Regions from separate parts of the Homo sapiens genome. Here regions 2 and 3 are each linked to region 1. Evidence: chromatin contacts called from ENCODE Hi-C or POLR2A ChIA-PET data. All regions are on one chromosome and are shown on one strand. Each heading gives the region's core, a stretch centred on a gene start or an enhancer-like site at or near the end of the contact. The rest is flanking DNA. Distances are from core to core; before and after follow the strand shown. Region 1 holds the start of KIF1B (kinesin family member 1B). Region 2 holds the start of H6PD (hexose-6-phosphate dehydrogenase/glucose 1-dehydrogenase). Region 3 holds the start of PIK3CD-AS1 (PIK3CD antisense RNA 1).

Region 1 (2,772 bases), core at 273-2,772:
GTCTCTACTAAAAATACAAAAATTAGCCGGGCGTGGTGGCAGGCACCTGTAATCCCAGCTACTCGGGAGGCTGAGGCAGGAGAATCGCTTGAACCTGGGAGGCGGAGGTTGCAGAGATTTGACATCGTGCCACTGAGCTCAGCCTGGGCGAGAGTAAAACTCTGTCTCAAAACAAAACAAAAAAATTTTTCTTTCTAGGCATGCCTCTCATTCAAACAGCTTTTAAAAAGTCTCTTGCTTGTTTCATTATTATGAATTTTACGCCTATTTTAAAGCTATACGGTTTCACTGCTGTATGCTTTAGTGTAAGCTATGTCAAATCCTTTTGCAGGTAGGTGGAGCTTAAATTCTATAAAATGAGACGTGATCAATAAAAGCGGATGAAGAGTCTGAGGACTTGAGTGGTGGTGGAGATTTTCCAGAATTATTAGTGTAGAAAATTAATTTCGATGTTTTAGTGCATATGCTTGTACATAATACCTTTTACTCACAATAATACTGTATTTAATTCAGGGGAAGACATGTGATTTTACTTTCAATGTCTGCTAGTAAATAAAAATAATTCACAACCTTATAAAGTAATAGTGCTCGGCCTGGGCCTGATAATTGAATATATTATCACTGAAGATTATATTTTGTTAAGTACTGAATTGAACAGTTTCTGAACAGTGAGATTTTTCTTTCCAGCTGAATCTAAATCTGATTTTAAAGAAATCACTGCTCGTGCTTTTGTGTCCTCCGGGTTTCTAACTTCCACTCTCCCTCCTTCAAGGGCATCTCCCAGAAGGGGGCTGGGCTCGTTAACTCAGGGACGGTGCAAAGCGTTTGTTCCTCTCCTCACAGCCCTTCCGCGGTCTCCCAAGGAGACAAGTGGAATGCCCACCAAGTCATGCTTTTCCATTACTCATTCCGCCTTCTCTCCCGAGGTGGCGCGTGGGAGGTGTTTTGCTCGGGTTCTGTAAGAATAGGCCAGGCAGCTTCCCGCGGGATGCGCTCATCCCCTCTCGGGGTTCCGCTCCCACCGCGCCGCGTTCGGCCGGTTCCGCCTGCGAGATGTTTTCCGACGGACAATGATTCCACTCTCGGCGCCTCCCATGTTGATCCCAGCTCCTCTGCGGGCGTCAGGACCCCTGGGCCCCGCCCCGCTCCACTCAGTCAATCTTTTGTCCCCGTATAAGGCGGATTATCGGGGTGGCTGGGGGCGGCTGATTCCGACGAATGCCCTTGGGGGTCACCCGGGAGGGAACTCCGGGCTCCGGCTTTGGCCAGCCCGCACCCCTGGTTGAGCCGGCCCGAGGGCCACCAGGGGGCGCTCGATGTTCCTGCAGCCCCCCGCAGCAGCCCCACTCCCCGGCTCACCCTACGATTGGCTGGCCGCCCCGAGCTCTGTGCTGTGATTGGTCACAGCCCGTGTCCGTCGCGGGCGCCGGGGCGGATACGAGGTGACGCGCAGAGGCCCAGCTCGGGGCGGTGTCCCGCGCCGGCGACTGCGGGCGGAGTTTCGCGAGGGCCGAAGCGGGGCAGTGTGACGGCAGCGGTCCTGGGAGGCGCCCGCGCGCGTCGGAGCAGCTCCCCGTCCTCCGCAGCCGTCACCGCCGGCCGTCGCCGCGCCCTGGCCTCCCGCACTCGCGCACTCCTGTCCGCCGCCCACCGCCCACCTCCCACCTCGATGCGGTGCCGGGCTGCTGCGTGATGGGGCTGCGGAGCGGCGCCCTGCGGCTCGCGGCGGCCGCTGCTCGCGCTGAGGTGCGTCGGTGCCCGGCCCCCCGCGCCCCCGCGCGCCGCGGCTCCTGTTGACCCGGTCCGCCCGTCGGTCTGCAGCGCGGCTGAGGTAAGGCGGCGGGGCTGGCCGCGGTTGGCGCCGCGGTCGCGGGGTTGGGGAGGGGGCCGCTTCCGCGGGGAGGAGCGGCCGGGCCGGGGTCCGGGCGGGGTCTGAGGGGAGGTAGCGCGGGACGGGCGCCGGGTGCGGGAGCCTCGCCCTCGGGGGAGGGGACCCCTCCCTAGGCCAGCAGCGAGTCCCGGGCCGGCGTCCAGCGGTCGGCTGGGGCCCCCGCAGTGCCCTGCACCGGCCCTCCGTTTCCCCCGCGCTGCCAGGCCCCGGCTGTGCCCAGCGCTCTCCAGACCCGCCGCTGCCTGGCCGTTCCCTGGGCTCCGCGCACGTTGCAGCCCGGGGGGCGGCTGTGCTTCGTTTGAAGCCATCGTTTCTCATTTTCCCTCTCCCCTTTCCTCCTTTGTGGTGGGCATCGGGCTTCGGCTGGGAATGTGGTTATGCCCTTTGCCAGATGGCGATAGGAAAGGTCATCGCTTGGCGCTGGGGGAGCCGAGGGCTCGAGGCCTGGAAAGAGGGGTGCGATAGGAAGGGAGGGGGCTTGTTGGATGCTGGCCAGGTGTGAGGAAGGCTGGTGTGGTCTCGGCATTCAGCCGACTGGGATTACTCGGGCAGCCATATTGGGAGGATGATCTGACAAATCCTTTAGGAGCCAAGTCCAGTTGTTGGAAGGCACCGAGTGACAGCCCTGGCAGCTTTCAGGGTGACTGGCCAGACCAGAAGCCAAGTTGTGGGGGTTGGGAGGCTGCTTGAGCAAGCTAGTCATTGTTCATGCAACACAAAACATTCCCGCCCCTAACGCCAGAATGGAGCTTCCAGATCCCTTTTTTTTTTTTTCCTTGATTGCTAAATGAGCTTCCAAGGTAAACTGCCTTCAAGATTCCATTCTTGTTGGGGTGAAATTCCGTGTTTCTCTATTCATCTTCTGCGTCCAGTGCGGGGGC
Region 2 (2,772 bases), core at 142-2,641, 980 kb before region 1:
GGCTCCCTGGCTCCCCCCTCTGCCAGGCCCACTCAGTGTGACCTAAATCCTTGCCGAGGCTTGGCAGCCCTCTGCGGGCGCCCGGATGGCCTCTGGCCTTGGTGACGGTGAGGCCCAGCTCCCCTCAGTTCCCAGCCTTCCCGGAACCCCTTGCCTAACATCCTGTGTGGTAATCATGCCTGTTGGCCCCATTCAGTCCTGCCGGCCACTGCCAAGTTGCCACTGCTAGTTCCAGACGCTCCCACCTCTAATGGAACCATCGGGAAATAAAAAGCTGCAGCACAGTTTCTCTCTCAGGTCAGAATCTCCTCCCAGCACTTTGGGAGGCCAACGTGGGAGAATCACTTGGGCCCAGGAGTTCGAGACCAGCCTGGGCAACAAAGTGAGACCCCGTCTCTACAAAAAGTTGAAAAATTAGTCAGGAGTGGTGGCGAACATCTGTGATCCCAGTTACTTGGGAGGCTGAGGCGGGAGGATCACTTGAGCCTGGGAGGCGGAGGCTGCAGTGAGCTGTGATAGCGCCACTGCACTCCAGCATGGGTGACAGAGCGAGACCCTGTCTCAAAAAAAAAAAAAAAAAAAAAAAAGAAAAAAAGAAAAGAAAAGAAAGAAAAAAGAAAAAGTGGGGAGCAGGTTGGGGAGCATGGTGAGGGCCACCTACTGCCTGATAATGGTGGGGGACAGGAAGGGGACTGAGTGCTCTGAGAGGCAGCTGATCCCGTTTTCTCACTTAAATACCTCTCACCCTACAGAGAAGCCCTGATTCCATTTGCTGTCTTTCTTAGCAATGTCTTAGCAAAAGTCTTCTATTTGCCACACGGGTCCAAGCTTCCGCTTACTAAGCACCCAAGTGCCAGACAACCCCGGAGGCAGGTACTCCCATTGTCCCCACTGTACAGATGAAGAAACTGAACTCAGGGTCACACAAGTGATAAGGGGTGGCAGAGATCTGAAGCTGTGCGCGGAGGCGTGGCCAGCGTGTGCGCTCCGACTTCTAAATCCCTACTCTGGATATTGAAGACGGGAAAGACCGAGCCGCTCATTCTACAGATGGGGAAAAGCGAGGCCTGAGGAGTCCCAGAGCGGGTGCCAGATCGTAGGGAGCAGCCAGCACCCCGGGTCCCCTCCACGACACAACCACGTCCCTCGGCCACTTCTGGGTCCCGCGCGCGTCTCGGACGCGGCAGGACAGCTCTAGGACGCACGGCCACCAGGGGGCCGAAGGGAAGGGCGGGGGCGGAGGCTCGGAGCTGACCCACCGCCTCGCCCCGGAAGCTCCGAGGCCCCGCCCCGGCGGCCGCCAGCGGAGGGCGTGGCCTCGCCGGCGCCCCCGCCCCGCCCCCGCCCCCGCCGCGCGCGCCCCCGCCGCGCGCGCCCCCGGCCCGGGCCCCAGTCTTGCTGAGCGCAAGGCGGTGGAGGCCTGAGGCCTGAGGCCTGGGGCGGGGTGGCGGCCGGGCTGGCCTTGGCCTCGCGCCTTCCCCTGCGGCCGCCGCGGGCTCCGCGGGCGGTATCGGAGTGTCGTGCGGCGCGTGGCCGCGTGACACGCGCACTTGTCGGAGTGACGGGCCCTGCGGAAGAGGAGGTGCGGCCCAGGGCGCAGGGGAGCCCTCGGGAGCGGGCCCGGCCCTCAGCGCCGCCCCGGCCGTGTCCCGGAGGAGCGGCCTGCGCCGCCGCGCGAGAGGAAGTAAGCGCCCCCCGCCGGCCCCGCCGCCGCCCCGGCCCCGGCGCCTCCAACCCGCGCTGCCGCCGGGCCCGAGGCCGCGCCGAGCCCCGGAGCCTGCGCTGCCAGCCCCACGGAGCCTGGGGCTGGCGGCTTTGGAACTGCTCAGGAGGCGGCCAGGCTCCCTCCAGGGTCGCCCCGAGCGGCCGAGCTGTCCTTTCCCTGGGCTTCCCGGAACTGAGTTCCAGGAGAGGGGGAACTCCGAGATTTCCCCCGGGACCTGCTTAATCTTTGGCATTGATTGGCCCTCGGGTTTCACATAGCGTTTCCCGTACCCGGATCTAGTGAACGGTTTTCCAGGGGCAAACCTCTCTGGATCTCTGAAAATCAGCTCACCCAACCTTGAATGCTTAGCCAGAAGTGAGAACTTCTGGAAAGAAGTGTCCTTGCCCACTCCCCCTGCACCCACAACAGGCCCATGGCTCATGAAAGGCAGCAGATGAGGGAAAACTGGTGTCAAATGGGCATATTTTTTATTTTATCTTTTTACTTTTTTATATAAAAGTAAAAAATCTTTTACTTATAAAAGATGGGGTCTTGCTTGGTTGCCCAGGCTGGAGTACAGTGGCACAAACACGGTTCCCTGCAGCCTCCACCTCTTGGGCTCAGGCCATCGTCCTGCCTCAGCCTCCGGGGTAGCTGGGACCACAGGCGCACACCACCACGCCTGGCTAATTTTTAAACCTTTTGTAGAGACAGTGGTCTCACTATGTTGCCCTGGCTGGTCTCGAACTCCTGGGCTCAAGCGATCCTCCTGCTTAAGCCTTACGAAGTGTTGGGATTACAGGTGTGAAGCACCACGCCCAGACAGCGTATTTTAAATTATGCATCATATCCCTTTAATTTTTCATCATTATGATTGGAAGATCATGAAAAGCTGTCTGAGTTTTTCCTTGGCATTTTTCTGTGGTTGATGGTTAGTTGTTGCCCAAGCTGGAGTGCAATGGCGCGATCTCGGCCCACTGCAACCTTCTCCTCCTGGTTCAAGCGATTCTTCCACCTCAGCCTCCTGAGTGGCTGGGATTACAGGCGCGTGCCACCACACCCGGCTA
Region 3 (2,772 bases), core at 183-2,682, 560 kb before region 1:
AAGGTTTACTGCTCCCTAGGGACTTTGAAACCAAGGGCTAACCCCCTGCTCTCTTCCAGGAGAGTGGGATACCGCCCGGGTGCCTGACGGTGCCTTGGTGTTCTTGACAATTGAATGGTACCATCGGGACATTACTCCCCAAAGAACTGGTCGTTCTTACCTAGGTGATTTCAGCTGGACAACTGTAGGAGCTGAGTGGTGTTGTCTTCATTTTACAGTTAAGGAAACGAAGGCTCAGAAAAGTTAAATAACTCACCAACCCACACAGTTTACAAGTAGTTTCTCCAGGATCCCAGCTCTTTCCGACGCCAGCGCGTTTAATCATCTGGGGGTGCCGTTGCTTGCGGGGGAAGGAGAATGTCCTAGTAATTCTCTTGGGGGGGATTTGGAGGGGACGACTGTTCAGAGAGGCACCCTCTAAGATACCCTTGAGACTCCTCTGTAACACCCGCTGCTGCTGTTCACACCCCCTCCCCAATTTGATTGATGTGTTGAGTGGGGCGGAAGGTTCTTTTGGTTGATGAGGCTGCGACCAAACGCAAGGAGATATAAATAGAGCTTTCTCTTTGGCTCTCTCTAGAGCAGAAATGCCAACCCCTTAGCATTTCCATGGCCTGCTGGAGTTTCATTTCTTGATATTAGGATTCCAGCCATCTTGGCTGGTGAGAGGCCTGCTGGCGGCTTCCTGGGCTTGGTCCTCTTTTGGTGCTTTCACAGAATGATGGAAGACACTGGAGTGGGCTGGAGGAGTGCTCTTAAAACCCAGTTGTGGCTGAGAGCGGTAGCTCATACCTGTCATCCCAGTGCTTTGGGAGGCCCAGACGGGAGGATCACTTGAAGCCAGGAGTTCAAGGTTGCAGTAAGCTATTACAGTGCCACTGCGCTCCAGCCTGGGTGACAGAGCAAGAGCCCATCTCTGAGAAACATAATACAACAACCCAGTTGCCTGCTCCAGAGACAACTAAGCTAGCCTCCTTCTGAGCCCCACTTCCCCCGCCCTTCAGCCCCTGTTCAGAAACAGACTACATTGGCCACACTACTCACTTAGATGTTTCTGGAATTAGGGCACGTGCCCCAGAGGTACTCCCGACCACGCAGATGTCCCCTTCTGGCAGGAAAAGCGCGTTTCTGCGTTTCTGCAGCCTCAGTCCACGCCGCCAGGTCTTTGCACTAAGCTGTGGGCTCCGTTTCTCCTCCGATACCATGTTTAGCAAGTGTTTCCTGAGATCACACGGGGTGCCAGGGGCTGTGCTAAGAACAGGGCAGGCAGACTGGGAGGGCATCAGCCCCTGGGGGGCTTACAGGACAGACAGTCCACCAATGGTTGTGCGAAAGCCAGCCCGCTTTCGCACAACTGTCCGATGGAATTCATGGAGGTGGGAGTGGGGATGGTGAGAGTCGGTTCCTGCTTCATCTTGTTTTACTTAAATTGCACAGTGAAAGGGAGAAGTGAATGTGCAACGGATGAAGCAATTCCCCTTTGGCTGGGTTATTTTCAAAACCATTTTTGTGTAGAGAGCAGTTCCCGCCCTCCCTGAGGCCAGCTGCCGGTGTGGGCCTGATGGTGGGGTTTGGGGCCCCAGCAAATGTTTCCTTAACGTGGGACCTTCAGAAGGCTCTTTCAGGCTGGGCGCGGTGGCTCACGCCTGTAATTCCAGCACTTTGGGAGGCCGAGGTGGGCGGATCACTTGAGGTCAGGAGTTCAAGACCATCTTGGCCAACATGGTGAATATCTGTCTCTACGAAAAATGCAAAAAAAAAAAATTAGCTGGGCGTGGTGATGAGCACCTGTAATCCCAGCTACTTGGGAGGTGGAGGCAGGAGAATCGCTTCAATCCGGGAGGTGGAGGTTGCAGTGTGCTGAGATTGTGCCACTGCACTCCAGCCTGGGCAACAGAGTGAGACTACATTTCAAAAAAAAAAAAAAGAAAAAAAAGCTCTTTCAGCCAGGAGGGTGGCTTCAGCTACTCCCCAGGGGACAAGTGTGTTTTTCAGCAAAGCTGTTAGAGAAGATGGTCTAGAAGCAGTACCCCGGGATGGAGGAGACAAGGAAGGGCCCTATCCACTGGAGGATGGCAGAGCCTGGCTTGTTTGAAAGGGAGGAAAATATTGTCATCTTGGTACCGGTGACAGTGTTTCATAAATAGCGAAGGTGGCAAAACGCCACCTCTCTCCCTACAGTTAACGCTAAGACTGAGTTGTCTTTAGTTTGGTTGGTGGAAATCCCCGGCAATCATAGCAGAAATGCTGCCAGTTTCAAGATGGAAAAAATAAAAAACCCAGGAACCCCCCGCCCCCCCCCCTTTTTTATTGCAGCTAAACACTGTGACTTGCTGTGGGTCCTACCAAAATAACGGCCATTCTCCCCTCCCTGAGGGCCAGCACAGTCCCTAGGGCCTGTGAAAGTTCCCCTTCCAGCTGCACTGGCTGGATATGCGTGAAACTCCCCTCCCTCCCCAGAAGTCACAACCTTACCACCTCGGATAAGGGTCAGGGCTCCTGGAAATGGGTCCCTTTTCCTATTACTTTCTTTCTTTTTTCTTCTTTTTTTTTTTTTTTTTTGAGACGGAGTCTCGCTTTGTCGCCCAGGCTGGAGTGCAATGGTGTGATCTCGGCCCACTGCAACCTCTGCCTCCAGGTTCAAGCGATTCTCCCACCTCAGCCTCCTGAGTAGCTGGAATTACAGATGTGCGCCACTATGGCCAGCTATTTTTAGTATTTTTAGCAGTGACGGTGTTTTGCCATGTTGGCCAGGCTGGTCTCGAACTCCTG

What was found. A loop is a pair of places that touch in the nucleus more often than their neighbours do. ChIA-PET counts read pairs that join two places held with the same protein, here RNA polymerase II (POLR2A). Pooled maps may share reads with other maps.
Region 2: a loop to region 1 is called in a pooled map, with 7 times the contacts of the local background. The contact joins the promoter of H6PD here to the promoter of KIF1B in region 1. A Hi-C loop is called at or near these places in 10 of 50 pooled maps. POLR2A ChIA-PET finds 5 or more read pairs at or near these places in 2 of 52 experiments (GM12878 and RWPE1).
Region 3: a loop to region 1 is called in a pooled map, with 5 times the contacts of the local background. The contact joins the promoter of PIK3CD-AS1 here to the promoter of KIF1B in region 1. A Hi-C loop is called at or near these places in 2 of 50 pooled maps. POLR2A ChIA-PET finds 5 or more read pairs at or near these places in 5 of 52 experiments (A673, GM12878, Panc1 and 2 more).

Annotation. Positions count from the first base shown.
Region 1 is chr1:10,209,048-10,211,819 of GRCh38, forward strand. It overlaps KIF1B (kinesin family member 1B), which reads left to right and starts at 1,523. Exons shown (of 49, transcript NM_001365951.3): 1 at 1,523-1,831. RefSeq lists silencers at 744-1,038, 1,125-1,204, 1,235-1,754 and an enhancer at 2,656-2,772.
Region 2 is chr1:9,233,383-9,236,154 of GRCh38, forward strand. H6PD (hexose-6-phosphate dehydrogenase/glucose 1-dehydrogenase) reads left to right here and starts at 1,392. Exons shown (of 5, transcript NM_004285.4): 1 at 1,392-1,684. RefSeq lists a silencer at 1,245-1,804.
Region 3 is chr1:9,653,154-9,655,925 of GRCh38, forward strand. PIK3CD-AS1 (PIK3CD antisense RNA 1) reads right to left here and starts at 1,433. Exons shown (of 2, transcript NR_027045.1): 1 at 1,045-1,433; 2 at 1-890. The region is part of intron 1 of PIK3CD (phosphatidylinositol-4,5-bisphosphate 3-kinase catalytic subunit delta); the gene reads left to right. RefSeq lists an enhancer at 771-820.